Linked DNA regions of Homo sapiens: region 2 is linked to region 1. The links are chromatin loops, found by intact Hi-C in ENCODE. Cell type or tissue: prostate gland. All regions are shown on one strand. Links, peaks and the distances in the headings refer to the core of each region. The heading gives the core; the rest is flanking DNA.

Evidence for each region. Peaks named below come from ENCODE experiments on the same cell type or tissue, not always from the same donor. Only the 100,000 strongest peaks of a DNase experiment are listed, where the experiment ranks them.
Region 2: it touches region 1 in a loop (5-fold over the local background); 4 of 110 quality-filtered maps call a loop at or near these places.

What each region holds. Positions count from the first base shown.
Region 1 is chr17:34,237,685-34,245,526 of GRCh38, forward strand. No RefSeq gene overlaps it. Among named protein-coding and RNA genes, the nearest start is that of CCL2, 14 kb to the right of the region's middle. In prostate gland, for the core only: no CTCF peak of the experiment used is centred there; DNase peaks (open chromatin) are centred at 3,580 and 6,078; H3K27ac peaks cover 1,035 bases.
Region 2 is chr17:35,251,250-35,259,091 of GRCh38, forward strand. It overlaps SLFN5 (schlafen family member 5), which reads left to right. Exons shown (of 5, transcript NM_144975.4): 2 at 7,402-7,842. The coding sequence starts at 7,442. Among named protein-coding and RNA genes, the nearest start is that of SLFN5, 12 kb to the left of the region's middle. RefSeq lists an enhancer at 5,464-6,663. In prostate gland, for the core only: no CTCF peak of the experiment used is centred there; a DNase peak (open chromatin) is centred at 3,302; H3K27ac peaks cover 2,323 bases.

The DNA.
Region 1 (7,842 bases), core at 1,657-6,656:
AAAGTTGTCCAGCAAAGTCTCTGTTGGTGACTGAGTGGCTGGCTAGGGTCCCTGGGCTTACCTGTCGGGTAGGACCTGGGCTGGCTGGATGTGGGCTGAGGTCAATGTGGTGCTGGTGCTGGTGGCCAGCTGCTTCTGTGGCATGTATCATGTCTGAGAAAGAATGGTGCACCCTGATAGGTCCACACAGTGTCAGAAGGCAAGGTGGCCAGGTCACAGGCTGTCACTTATTAAAACTGTGTCATAGAAAGACCATACAAATGGAAGTCAGATTCTAATTTCTATTCAGTTTTCACCTGGTTGCATGGCCTTGGGCATGTCATTTTGTCTCCCCAGACCTCAGTTTTCTCATCTGCAAAAGGTTAGGGGTCTTCTATTAGCTGAGAGGACTATTAGGAGAATTAAAAGTGAGCTTCGTCTAGGCAGAAATCATGTCTGTTCACGTAGAAGTTATGTATATCCAGTATCTGCCCCATGGTAGGTTCCTTTTTTTTGTTGTTGGAGTTTTGCTCTTGTTGCCCAGGTTGGAGTGCAATGGTGCAATCTTGGCTCACTGCAACCTCAGCCTGCTGGGTTCAAGCAATTCTCCTGCCTCAGCCTCCCGAGTAGCTGGGATTAAGGCACGTGCCACCACACCCGGCTAATTTTTGTATTTTCAGTAGAGATGGGGGTTTCACCATATTGGCCGGGCTGGTCTCGAACTCCTGACCTCAGGTGATCGGCCCATCTCAGCCTCCCAAAGTGCTGGGATTACAGGTGTGAGCCACTGTGCCTGGCCAGATGCTAATTATTTTAATAAATTAATATATATAAGGGTCCAGCAGAAATCTCCTGCATATGTAAGTTCTTGAACCTGGCAGGTCTGATGAGAACTGCCCCTCCCTCTACTCAGCACCAGAACTTTTCTGTGGTGAGGATGAATCAACCACAGGGCAACAATGGGGGAAGGTAATTGAAAAGCTCAGTGGTTCTCTGTGGATCCTGAGGACTTGGAAGGTGGCAGAGGGATGGATCCCAGTTCCTAGGTCCAGCAAGGCACCTGGGTGTAGGGCCAGCCCTCCGCTTCTCTAAGCTTTAGCATTGTCAGTTTGTCTGAGTGGGGAAAACAGAAATATTCTCAGCTAAAACTCTGACCATGGAGCAGCAAGAAACACTGGCTAGCAAAAGGGAAAGGTCAAATAGCTTATTATTTTCCTCTTGAAATCCGCCCAAGGCCTGGTATAAAGGGAAAAGCCACAGGAAAGCGTGTGGACTTTCCCAGTCACAATTACTAACAGCTGCTCCTGCATTCTGTAGCATCTGTGATATTGTAAGAGGCCCCTTTGTTCTCTAGAAAACCAGACACATTCCTTCCTCCTGAGCCCCAGCCACCCACGAGAGTGGGTCAAGTTGGGTGCATTTTGCAAGCTGCTTTGGAGCAGATAAGATAATTTCTTTCTTTGAAATTTCTCCTATGTCCATTCAACAGAGCATTAATAAGCACCTTCTTGAGCCAGGCATTATCTCTGCAGTAGACATCCAGGAGTCCACGGAAAAATCAGAGAGACAAGCAGGACCCAGACAATCAGTGAAATGTGAGTGCAATAGAGTAGAACCCTTGTGTGGGGTAAACGTCAATGTTGCAGAAATATAAAAGAAGGGTATATTAGTCAGAGTTCTCCAGAGAAACAGAACTAATAGATTACACATAGAAATACAGAAAGATGTGGCCAGGTGCCGTGGCTCATGCCTGTAATCTCAGCACTTTGGGAGGTCGAGGCGGGCAGATTACCTGAGGTCAGGAGTTTGAGACCACTCTGTCCAACACGGTGAAACCCTGTCCCTACTAAAAATACAAAATTAGCCAGGTGTGGTGGCACAGGCCTGTAATCCCAGCTACTTGTGAGGCTGAGGCACGGGAATCCCTTGAACCCAGGAGGCAGAGTTTGCAGTGAGCCAAGATTACACCACTGCACGCCAGCCTGGGCGATAGAGTGAGACTCTGTCAAGAAAAAAAAACAAAAAAAAAAAAGAAAGAAGAAAGAAAGAAAGAAAGAAGGAAAGAAAGAAAAAAGAAAGAAAGAAAGAAAGAAAGAAAGAAAGAAAGAAAGAAAGAAAGAAAGAAAGAAAGAAAGAGAGAAAGAAGGAAGGAAAGAAAGAAAAAGAAAAAGAAAGAAAAGAAAGAAAGAAAGAAAGAAAGAGAAAGAAAAGAAAAGAAAAGAAAAACAGAAGGATTTATTATGATGGGTTGGCTCATGTGATCATGGAAGTTAAAAAGTCCCACAATTTGCCATCTGCAAGCTGGAGGCCCAAGAAAACTAGTGATGTAGTTTCAGTCTAAGCCCAAAGGTCTGAACACTAGTGAAGCCAATGGTGTAAGTCTCAGTCCAAGTCTGAAGGTATGAGAACCAGGAGCACCAGTGTTCAAGGGCAGAGGAAGATGAATGTCCCGGTTCCAGAAAAGAGAGAGTGAACTTGCCCTTTACTCTGTCTTTTTGTTCTTTTGAGCCCTCAATGGATTAGATGATACCCTCACACATTGGTGAGAGTGATCTTCTTTACTGTCTGACAATTCAAATTGTCTTCTCTTCTGGGACCATCCACACAGACATTCCCAGAACTACTGTCTTACTAGCAATCTGGACATTCCTTAGCCCAGTCCAATTGACATACACAATCATTAACAAAAGCATCTTTTCCAGCCATGGTTTGCAGGGGGAAGGCCTTCTGACCAGGGTTTTGTGGGATAAGTAGACATTGGTCTGGTAAAGAAGATAACCGTGCAAAGATCCAGAAGTATGCCTTTGGTGGGTGGAGGGGAATAAAACTCTCTGCAACCAGTTTGGCCTTTCTGGAGGCAGGGTCCCTCAGGGGAGAGAAGAGAGGTGAGGCTGGAGAGGGAGGCAGTGGCCAAGCCACAGCCAAGTTCTGGACGGGCATGCTGAGGGCACAGGGGAGCCAACAAAGGGTTCTCAGCAGGGAAATGGCACAATTGGCTTCACATTTCAGTCTTTTGGTAGCAGGGTGGAGGATAGATTAGAGGTGTGAGATTGTAGGCAAAGAACCAAGCCAGGAACCTTGTGGTATCCAGGAAAACAGTTTTAAGAACGCAAAGATTAGGAGGGCAACGAGGGACTGTACTTGGAGTGTAGGGTAGATGAAAGAATCTAGGAGTCTTGTCATTTCTATTCAGTCTCCTGAACCAAAATTCAACTCCTGAAGTCATAAACCATGTTTCATCAATCCTGGTATCCCAAGTATCTAGCATAATGTCTTGCACAGAAGAGACCCAATTTTGTTAAAGGATGGGTGGATGAATGAATGAGTGAATGAATGAATAATGAATCTTTCTCTAAGACATCACTAATGTCTAATCAATGTTGGTTATTATTATTATTATTATTATTATTATTACCCTAGCTTCCCTGTAGGGAAAGTGGAGGCCCTGAAGAAGTCAGAGTCACAGAAAACTTTACTCTGCTCAGACTAGAAATTCCCCTCCTTTGCTCAGAGAGGGCCAGCTGGAGTCAGCGGGGAGGAAGAGCTCTGGGCAGGAAACAGAGTCCTTCCTGGCTGCTGTCCTGGCCTTGGCTTTCTGCCTGTAGGGCTTTCCGGGCCACAGCTGGAACTTTCCCGTTGTGCTGGGGACCTAGACATGGGAGGCAAGGCAGGGTAGTAGAAGATACCCTGAATTTGTGGTCCAGTTCAGCCACTTAATTGCTTATGGCCTGAACCTCAATTTCCTCTTCTGAAAAATGAAATCGACTTCATAAAATTGCTGTAAGGATCTAAAGAGGCAAGGCTATTGAAGATGCTTATTACAGATACATTTAACTAGTATGAGTTTGTGTGTGACAGCAGTATAGCAAAAATGCCCCAGATTTGGAGACTTGATTCTATTATCTTCCATCTATGTGGCCCTGGTCAAAGTGTTTAACTTCTCTGAACCTTATTTCTCAATTCTCAAAAGGGAAAATAAAGTGCCTGTTACGGCAGGCTGTTGTAAAGACCAGAAATCAGAGATTATAGACAAATAAGCTTGATCAACTGTAAAATGCAGCTTATCTCTAAATCATTATAATTGTAGTTATAATAATCATAATAGAAAAGGCAACTTGATGATTGTTTTTCTTTGGAAGCAGATTATTTGGTCGGCTTAGAGAGTTTTGTGAGCAGAGACAGGTGTCCTGGGAGCTTTGAGACTGGCATGTGAATGGCCATCAGTTAACACGTTCATGCTTCAGTTTCCCTTATCAATGCTTCAGGTGGCTGAAATCATGTCTTTTAAGAGCTCTGCACATCCTGTGACCAGCATGTGACCCAGAAGTATGTGACCAGACAATTTCTTTAAGGGTAAAGTGTATAAAATAAGAGTGACTGCCAGAGATTTATCCAGCATCTATGCTTGGGGATTTTGCAAATCATTTAGCAAGGACCCCTGATGCTCCAAGCAGCTTGTGGCAGAGGAAAGGCTTCTTCTCAGAAAAGGAATTAGACACCAAGTTCCAGCCCAATCCCTGGTCACTAATTTGTTTTGTGACCTTGGGCAAGTCACTGCTTTCTCTGTGTTTTAGGATCATCAATTTGCAAAACGAGGTTTGGATGCCAATGCCATGCAATGTTCATATCAGCCAACCCTCCCCAAGATGGCTGCACCCTCTGTTGGCAGGGTGGTATCTTAACTTATAGGATGTTAGTTACCCTGAGTTCTAGTCAGCTTGGAGAAAAGGCCACAAACAAAGGGTGAGGGGTCTGGAGTCATAGTAACCTCTGGATTTTCCCGAGAGTCTAGCTAAGGACCCAGCATCCAGCAAGATAGGAGACCAGTTTGTTTTGCAGAAAATGGAAGGAGAGGGACAAAGGCTTTTCCAGCTTTCTTTTTCCTAGAAGTCCTAGAAACTAATATCACCCTGGAAAAAATCTCTGTCATCCCTCAAAATGGGATATCTGATGTAATCGAAACTGCCAGCTTGGCTGATGACAAATTCCAAGGGGATGAAAATGAAATGAGAGAAAGACAAATGGGGAACTAGAAAAAAAAATAACTGTCAGAGAAAATAAGCAGCGGAAGCTGATGACCAAAAAGGGGAACCAAAGTCTTAATGTTTGGCCTGGAGTAGTGAAGACAGAAGAATTACATTACAAAACACATTCGAGAAATGGAAATGAGGAGGATGCGGTTTAGGCCAAGATGTGAGGGCAGACCCTATTGTGGGCCACACCAGGATTCCAGTCTGGGTGTCTAGACCCAACTTCTCACCAAGATGCCTGGCAAAGCAGTAGTTAAGAGTCCAAACCATGCTGGGCACAGACACAGAAGACCTGTTTCCCAGTCCTTGCCCTGTCATATTCTCGCACTACCACTTTGGGCAGGTCATTTGACCTCTCTGTGTAATGGCACGATAGTCTCTGTCTTGCTGTCTTACAAGGTTGTCGTGGGTATGCAGTGAAGTGACACTAAACACTGTGCCCTGAACACAATGCCTCATGTTCCATTCAATGGGAGAATTCCAAGAACTGAGATATTTCCTTCCTTTGCAGCTGTCTAGGAAGTGAAAAAGTAACGGAAATTATAAAGAAATTCAGAGATTTTTATTTCTCCTCTGCATATGAGGGCCTGAGACAGCCAGCCACTCAGCCACTGTCATACAGTGTTTCAGGCAAAGTGAGTCTGTGCCCAGTGTGGTTCAAACCCAGTCAAACCACAGTAGCCATTTTCAGATTTTAACCTTTTTCTTTAGCTAATATCTAACTATCCCCAACCTCTCAACTTATTCATTCAGCAAAAATGTGCCTGATATAGAGCTCATGACCAGCACAGACTAGGCACTTAATTACTGTTTATTAAATTAATGAATAAATAGGCAAATGAATGAATAAGTAAATGCCAGGCCCTGTCCTAGGTGCTAAGATAGATTCAAAGAAGAATAGGTAGATTCTACCATATATTTGACAAAGAAAACATACCCAGAAACCTTCAAAATACAGGGTGCAATCAAAGGCTGTCATAAAGGAATGCAAAGGTTTATGTGTCCAAACGAGTCTGGAAAGACTTCCTGGAAAAGGCTTGGCTGCCTTTTCCAGGCAAGAGAAACAATGCCTGCAAGGGCACGTTCTGGGAAAGATGAGAAAATTGGTTATTACTGCAGCACAGGGTATTTGAAAGAAGCGACTGATGAGACCTGACCTGAAAGGTGCTGTGGGCCAACATTTAGGAATGAACAGGAAGAGAAACCAGTGAAGATAGCATAGATAGAGAAGAGGCCAAGTCAGGCCTTCCGATGGCCACACTGAGGAGTTGGGTTCTAGTGCATAGACATGGAGAGTGGTAATTTCTGGGTATGAAGTCATTTAAGCAGATCAGACGGGTGGTTTGGGATAGATATATTTGCTATTAGGACTAAAGTTGGTCTGAAGCGTAGTGCTTCTCTTGGCAAAAAATGATGTGAAACTGTTTAAATAGAACTCAGAGTGAGGCAGAGTCTTTGGGGATGAAAAAAAGGAAATGAATGCTGAGATGCTTCAAGAGTGGAATGCACAGGTCTCAGGGACCAATTAGATGGGAAAGGAGATGGGGAGGAAATCAAAAGATGGATACCTGCTTTCGACCTTGACTATCTGGGTGGGTAGGGGTAGCAGATCTGGGAGTGGTGTAATGAGACCAGGAACTGCAGAGGACTTATTTGCCTTCCTGGCACTCAGCATGATGCCTGGCAACGTAGTGATGATGGCATCAAAAGATGGTTTGGGGAGCTTTAAGACCCCTCTCCTCAAAAATTCATCTTAGATTCTGCCCCTCCAAAGCCACCCCAAATGAATACACAAAGAAGGGAAATAAGTGTACCTCCTACACAAATGCAACCTCTACGCCAGTCCTCTATTACTTCTTCCAACCAAATTGATTTCTCAAGGCCCTCTTAAATAGGGATTTTGTATCTGCCATAGAGGTTTATTACATCTTGGTTGAAAAATAATAAAAGAAAAGAAAGAAGAAAGACAGGGAGAAAAAGGAGAACTGCAAAGAGGGAAGGATGAACTCATTGAAGTTGAGTGACATCCAAGTGTAAATGTTCAGTGGGCATATTGAAACACACATCTAGAACTCATCTAAGAACCATTTACTGAATTATGAGAGCTGAAATATGTGAGTTATAGGAAAAAGACTCTACACTCAACTACAATAGGGGCCAGGCAAATAAGTGAGTGAAATAGACCAACAATATGAAAACAGAGAAATTGTGGGTGAGGGAAGGGGAATTTCTGGTGACCTGTGAACATATGATTTACCTAGAGGGATGGCTGTCCCTCTGCTCTCATGGATTGTTGCCATCTAGGAATGTGACTTCAAATTGCCAAATCTGATTCCATCCAGGCAAACCAGAAATTCAGATTTTAAAATGAGAAATCTGCCCATTTGAAGTATTGGCAATTAGTTGTATTTGTTTTAAAAACTGTACTGGCCAAACAGGACATGCCTGCAGGCTGGAACCAGGTAGAGGCCACCAGTTGGCAAACTCTCACGAAGAGTGAGAATGAAAGTATGAATCTTGGCTGGAAGTGGTGGCTCCCACCTGTAATCCTAGCACTTTGGGAGGCTGAGGCAGCTGGATCATCTGAGGTCAGGAGTTCCAGACCAGCCTGGCCAACATGGTGAAACCCTGCCTCTACTAAAAATACAAACATTAGCTGGGTGTGGCGGCACGTGCCTGTAATCCCAGCTACTCGGGAGGCTGAGGTAGGAGAATCACTTGAACCTGGGAGGCAGAGGTTGCAGTGAGCCAAGACTGTGCCATTACACTCCAGCCTGGGCAACAAGAGCAAGCCTTTATCTCAAAACGAAAACAAAAACAAACAGAAAGTATG
Region 2 (7,842 bases), core at 1,140-6,139, 1.0 Mb after region 1:
GACCTGTTTAAAAGGCTTATTTCTATTGGTTTAGGGCATTAGCTGTCACTGCAAAACTTGATGATGCTTCTGCCAAACTAGCTCTAGGCTCATTCCCCGCCTGACCTCATGGTTTCTCATGCAACACAAACATTACTAATTTGGGGTTTTTTTTTGTTTGTTTTTTTGTTTTTTGAGACGGAGTCTCGCTCTGTCACCCAGGCTGGAGTGCAGTGGCGCGATCTCGGCTCACTGCAAGCTCCGCCTCCCGGGTTCACGCCATTCTCCTGCCTCAACCTCCCGAGTAGCTGGGACTACAGGCACCCGCCACCACGCCAGGTTAATTTTTTGTATTTTTAGTAGAGACGGGGTTTCACCGTGTTAGCCAGGATGGTCTCAATCTCTGACCTCGTGATCTGCCAGCCTCGGCCTCCCAAAGTGCTGGGATTACAGGCATGAGCCATGGCGCCCGGACTTTTTTTTTTTTTTTTTTTTTTTTTTTAAAGACAGAGTCTTGTTCTGTCGCCCACGCTGGAGTGCAATGGCATGATTTCGGCTCACTGCAACTTCTGCCTCCTAGGTTCAAGCGATTCTCCTGCCTCAACCTCCCGAGTAGCTGGGATTACAGGCACACACCACCACGCCCTGCTAATTTTTGTAATTTTAGTAGAAACAGGGTTTCACCATGTTGGCCAGGCTGGTCTCAAACTCCTGCCCCCAGGTGATCCACCCATGAAAAAATCTGGTTGAATCTTTACTCTCATAATCTCTGGTGCTCTCAAAATGGCCACTTGCTGGCACCAAATTATTTAAAATGGATATTAGCTAAATTTCTCCATGAAATTACTCATTATAATATAGACAAATTGGTCACTATCTTAAATCCACATCCGTGGGAAAACTAAAAAGACAGCTGAGCGGTGGGGCATGGTGGCTCATACCTGTAATCCCAGCACTTTAAGAGGCTGAGGCAGGAGGATTGCTTGAGGTTATGAGTTTGAGACCAGCCTAGGCAATCTTGTAAGACCCTATCTGTACAAAAAATTTAAAAAATTAGCTGTGCATTGTGGCGCGTTCTTGTAGTCCTAGCTACTTGGGAGGCTAAGGCAGGAGGATAGCTTGAGCCTAAGAGTTCAAGGCTATAGTGAGCCATGACTGCACTCCAGCCTGGGTGACAGAGTGAAAAGCCCTGTCTCTAAAAAAACAAAAACCAAAAAGGACAGCTGAGGATATTTTCAGGTTATGTGTCGCCTGTCAACAACATAATCCTGGAAAAATTCTAATGTCATCTTTTGTTCCTCTATAGATAATGTGCCTTTTTCCTCTGGATGCTTTTAAGATTTTTTTCTGTATCACTGGTTTTGAACAATTTAATTATGATGTTCCTCAGTATTTTTTTTTTTCACATTTCTTGTGCTTAAGGTTTGTGTAACATCTTAGATTTTAGATCTTGATTTTTTCTAGTGTTCATCAAATTTTCTTCAAAAATGTTTTAGTTGTTTCAGACAGGAGAGTAGCCTAGTCCCTAGTACTTTATTCTGACTGGAAGTGAAAGTCTCATGAATGTAGTTTTGAAAATCATAGTTCCTTAGACACAGTAAGGAAACCAATGGCCTCAGCCTCTCCCACTTCTGCTTGCCAGGAGCCTCTTGTCTCTCGGGCTTTTTCTTCTGGCACGTGTTTCTGTATTTCTAAACAGCATGCTTATTTTCTCCTTTCTCCCTCCCACCCCCTCTCATTTTAGATATTGTCTTAGTCAATTTGGGCTGCTGTAACAAAATACCATGGACTGGGTGGCTTTTAAACAACAAAAATTTATTGCACACAATTTTGGTGGCTGGGAAGTCCAAGGTGCTGAGAGATTTGGTATCTGGAGAGGGCCCTCATAGATGGTGCCTTCTCACTGGGTCCTCGCATGGTAGCGGGGGTGTATATGCTCCCTTGGACCTCTTTCATAAGGGCACTAATCTCACTTATGAGGGTACATCATCATGACCTAATCACCTTCCAATGGCCCTATCTCCTAATACCAGCACCTTTAGGGTTAGGATTTGCACAATGAACTTTAGGGAGTTGCAAACATTCAGACCATAAAAGATACTGTTTATTTCTGGAAGATGACTGTATAGCACTCTCTCTCTCTCTCTCTTTTAAATCTTTGGAGACAGGGTCTCCCTCTGTTGCCCAGGCTGGAGTGCAGTGGTATGATCTTGGCTCACTGCAGCCTCAATCCACTGGGCTCAGGAGATCCTCCTACCTCAGCTTCCCAAGTAGGTAGGACTACAGGTGCATGCCACCATGCTTGGTGTTTTGGTTTTTGAAGAGATAAGAACTCGTTATCCCATTATGTTGCCCAGGCTGGTCTTAAGCTCCTGGCCTCAAGCAATCCTCCCACCTTGGCCTCCCAAAATGGGGGAATTACAGGTGTGAGCCGCTGTGCCTGGCCTGAGTATAGCTAACAGTTTTTTTTTTTTTTTTTTTTTTTTTGAGATGGAGTCTCACTCTGTCACCCAGGCTGGAGTGCAGTGGCATGATCTCAGCTCACTGCAATCTCCAGCTCCTGGGCTCAAGTGATTCTTGTGCCTCAGCCTCCTGAGTAGCTGAGACTACAGCCGCATGCCACCTTGCCTGGCTAATTTTTGTATTTTTCGTAGAGATGGGATTTCACTGTGTTGGCCAGGCTGGTCTTGAACTCCTAACCTCAGGTGATCCGCCCACCTTGTCTTCCCAAAGTGCTGGGATTACAAGCATGAGCCACTGTGCCTGGCCAACACTTCTTATCCTATGCCTTCCTTCTCCACATCCTGCCAATACAACTATATCTTATATCATCATTTTTTATCAGAACAATATTCGGAGTTTATATTATCATGACTAGGACTTTATTTACAACGGTGCCAAATAATGCCTTATGGTTATCTTTTATTTACTATACTACTTTTTATTTTAACTTAGCATTATTGTCTTATATTTGTATTTGTCTGTCTTCCTAAGTGCCTATGACCAATTCATCCCCTACTCTCCACCCTCTCAGTTTACTAAGTGATCTGTCAATTGCATGGTCTTAGGCTCTGTCCACCGAAGCCTGCTGCTCTGTTGTGCAGTTTTGCCTGTGATCTGTAGGCCTGCTCTGCAGCTGTTATTCCCAGACCTCCCTTCACAAACATCCAGGGGATTTTTAAACTTCCTTTCCTTGTTGAATCTCTTGTTTCCTGCATCCACTTTTTTGAGGGAAGAAATGCAGGGGGCAGGGCAAAGACAGTGTCCAGAGAGCATGAAATCTGAAATCTCAGTTCACAGTGCCAACTCTTACGACACAGGGTTCTGTAATCATGCATGAGTCACTGTTTTTCTTCCTACTTCAGAGAACTTCAAATTTTGCCAGCAATGCCCAGCATCCATTACTGCAGGCATTCTATTTTGGTGTCATCAACTTCCCTGCTCAAGTTTTCAGTGCACTTGGCATTCCTTCTGCGTACATGTTGAGGTTTAAATTTCTGGATTTCGGCCGGGCGTGGTGGCTCACGCCTGTAATCCCAGCAATTTGGGAGGCTGAAGCGGGTGGATCACCTGAGGTCAGGAGTTCGAGACCAGCCTGGCTAACATGGCGAAACCCTGTCTCTACTAAAAATACAAAAATTAGCTGGGCATGGTGGCTTGTGCCTGTAGTCCCAGCTACTCAGAAGGCTGAGGAAGGAGAATCACTTGAACCCAGGAGGCAGAGGTTGCAGTGAGCTGAGATCACACCACTGCACTACAGCCTGGGCAATAGAGCGAGGCTCTGTCTCAAAAAAATCAAAATAAATAAATAAATAAATTTCTGGATTTTAAAAAACTCACTATTGTTTTTCAATAATCTATGAGGGGTGAAGGAGGTACAGACATCTTTCTTGGGATTCTTAAGTTAGAATCTCCTGTTATTCTTCTAATTAGAAAAAGGATTAATGATGTTAAAAAAGACAAATCTTATTGTTAATGGCTCTGCAAACCAACAACACAAAAATATTTAGAGAAAAGTGCTGAAGGAAATGCATTAGAATGCTAAATCTTTAAATGGTGAATCTATAAGTGTTCTTTTTCTTTAATTCTGCCTTTGGTTTTTCTTTCTTTGACACATTGAGCACATATTACTTTTACTGCTGGGAAAAATGTAAGTTGAAATAAAAACAACATAGAAAACACTGAATCTGCTTTTAGAAAATGACTACCATGATATGTGTGTGTATGCGTGCGCACATGTGCATACGCATGGGTGTTTTAGCGGAATCTAATCTAATCTGTGTGTCTCTCAGAGTTGGGAGGTAGAGCCTTAGGGCTTTAACTAGAGATGAAAAGACATACATGGAACAATGGATGGAGTCCTGCAGGGAACCATTGTCTGCCTGAGCAGAAAGCTTGTACTTGTATAACAGTGCCTGGGAAAAAAAATGAAAACTCATTTCATTTTGGGATAATTTTATTGTAAAGTATACCACACATACAACAGAGAATAAAACTTTATTACATAGTTAAAAAAATATTAAAATAAACACACATGTATTCACTCCAGATTAAGAAATACATTTCTAGAAGCTAAGAAGCTTCCTGTATATTTCTCCCCTATTTCTCTGTCTCCCTAATTCCACCCTCTTCCTCCCCAAACAGAGGTAGCCACTATTTTGAATGTTCTATTATTTCCTTACTTTTCTTTATGATATTACTACCTATATATGTCTCCCTAAATAACACATTATTTAGTTTTACCTGTTTTTGAACTTCATATAAATGGAATCATAATAGATGTATTCTGTGGTTTGTGTATTTTTTACAACATTATATTCTTAGAGTTCATTCAAAATAGTGCATGTAGGCTGGGCGCGGTGGCTTACGCCTGTAATGCCAGTATATTGGGAGGCCAAGGCGGGCAGATCACCGGAGGTCAGGAGTTCAAGACCAGCCTGGCAAACATGGTGAAACCCTGTCTCTACTAAAAATACAAAAATTAGCCGGGAATGGTGGCAGGCACCTGTAGTCCCAGATCCTCGGGAGGCTGAGGCAGGAGAATCGCTTGAACCTGGGAGGCAGAGTTTACACTGAGCCGAGATCACACCACTGCACTCCAGCCTGGGCAACAAGAAGTAGACTCCATCTCAAAAAACAAAACAAAATAGTGCATGTAATAGTGAAAGTGGATGTCATTTTCCATATTGAGAATGACTTTATTACTGTGTATTTCCAATTTTTTGCTATTTTGAACAGCAATCCTTTGAAAATTCTTGTTCATCTCTCCAGGATATCTGCTTTTTTTTTTCTGTTTTAATCTCACAAAACACTACCAGTTTGGTTCTTTTACACCTGTTTCAGAGTATATGCAAGTAGGTTAAAACAATTTTCCTAAAGACACAAAGCTGGCAAATACTGGGAGTTTGAACTCAGGGTTTCCTCATTCCACAGCCCAAGTGATTTACTATTACACGATGCCACCTTCCTTTTAGTGATTGCCTTGTGGCACAGCTGCATGAAATTGTGGATACTGAGGTCAATCAGGTCATAAAAAGCCTCTTTTGATCTGATTTCATGCTTATCAAGCAGCCTTCTGAAATCTGGCTTCACATACTCTACACCAGGGGTCCCCCTGGCCCTGGACCAGTACCTGACTGTGGCCTGTTAGGAACCAGGCTGAACAGCAGGAGGTGAGTGTAAGTGAGCATTACCGCCTGAGCTTTGCCTCCTGTCGTATCAGCGGTGGCATTAGATTCTCATAGGAACATGAACCCTATTGTGAACTGTGCATGTGAGGGATCTAGGCTGCGCACTCCTTATGAGAATCTAACTAATGCCTGGTGATCTGAGGTAGAACAGTGCCATCCTGAAACCATCTCCTCACCAACCCCCAACCCCCATCCGTGAAAAAATTGTCTTCCAAGAAACTGATCCTGGGGACCACTGCTCTAAATCTACAGGAAGGAATGAGATGCTTTGAAATAAACACCTGAGCTCCCCCATATTTACATTTCCCACTGAACAGTAATCAAGTATCACTGTGACTCAGCTATTTCTGTTTTGAGTTTGGGGTACGAAATCACCTTCCCTCAGAAGGGAACTTTGGGGTCCTAAAAAGATTAATTTTATGGTCCTGACATGTCGAAGACTAGGTCTTAGATACAATTAATTTCACCAAGGACCTGCCATTCCAGTGGCAATTCTTGGCAGCCGGACAGGTGGCTTTTCCTGGCAACACCCCAACAAAAACTTGAGCTCTTTTGCCAATGTTTACATTGTGTACTCATGATTTATTATCTACTGGATCTCAGATCCTTTGTTCCCGCTGGAGTAAAGCAATTTTTTTTTTTTTGCACTAGTGCTTGATGTCTTGTGGAGTTACTATGGAGCAAGCTGAATAACTGCAGCCTGGTGCTGAGATGTTGGGCTCAGTCTTGCCTATGCCCCTTGTCACTGAAAATGCCCCTGCTCACAGAAACACAGCTAGGATGTATATATATGATTTTTTTTTGACAAGATGGAAACCGTTTGGATTAGGGGAAGCTGACGTCGTTGCTATGTATCTGTTCCATAGCAACAATGACAGGTTGCCAACTCAATCAGATGTGTCCCCTCCCAATATTAGGCTACAAAATAATCTGAAAATTGCCCAAGTCTCAGGGAGAGGAGAAAGACAAAGAATCAAGAAAAACAATAAATATTAGCACACCCCAGAGATACTTCTGACCACGAAAGCTTTCTCATTGCTTTCCAGCTCCAGTCCACAAATATCAATGTAAAATTTTCTATTTTCTGCAGGTGACCTGCGAGACTCTGCCACTTTGAGAACTTGGCAGATAGTTACTAAATACACAGCATAAATATAACCTGTTGGTCATTTCTGTGGTGGTGGTGTGCTTCCAGCAGACTCAGCTCCTCAACTCACCTTACAAGCTTAATTCATGTATAAATCTGACCTCAAGCTATGTGGGAATTTCATTCATCCATTTTCACACTGCTGTTAAAGACATACCTGAGACTAATTTATAAAGAAAAAGAGGTTTAATGGACTCACAGTTCCACATGGCTGGGGAGTCCTGACAATCACGGTGGACGGTGAAAGGCACGTCTTACATGGAGGCAGGCAAGATAGAAATGAAAGCCAAGTGAAAGGGGAAACCCTTTATGAAACCATCAGACCTCGTGAGACTTATTCACTACCATGAGAACAAAATGGGGGAAACTGCCCCCCATGACTCAATTATCTCCCACCGGCTTCCTCCTACAACATGTGGGAATTATGGGAGCTACAATTCAAGATGAGATTTGGGTGGGGACACAGTCAAATCATATCAGGAATAAATGAAGGGACCAACCTCAGTAGGATGGCCTTAATCTGTTGGTTTTCCTGCCTCTCCTATTCTTGTCCTGTTCTAATGGTTCTATCTTTCTGTTTTTCAGGAGAACATTTCAGGATAGGAATAGGCCAAGTGCTGAGAAGATGAGTCTTAGGATTGATGTGGATACAAACTTTCCTGAGTGTGTTGTAGATGCAGGAAAAGTCACCCTTGGGACTCAGCAGAGGCAGGAGATGGACCCTCGCCTGCGGGAGAAACAGAATGAAATCATCCTGCGAGCAGTATGTGCTCTGCTGAATTCTGGTGGGGGCATAATCAAGGCTGAGATTGAGAACAAAGGCTACAATTATGAACGTCATGGAGTAGGATTGGATGTGCCTCCAATTTTCAGAAGCCATTTAGATAAGATGCAGAAGGAAAACCACTTTTTGATTTTTGTGAAATCATGGAACACAGAGGCTGGTGTGCCACTTGCTACCTTATGCTCCAATTTGTACCACAGAGAGAGAACATCCACCGATGTCATGGATTCTCAGGAAGCTCT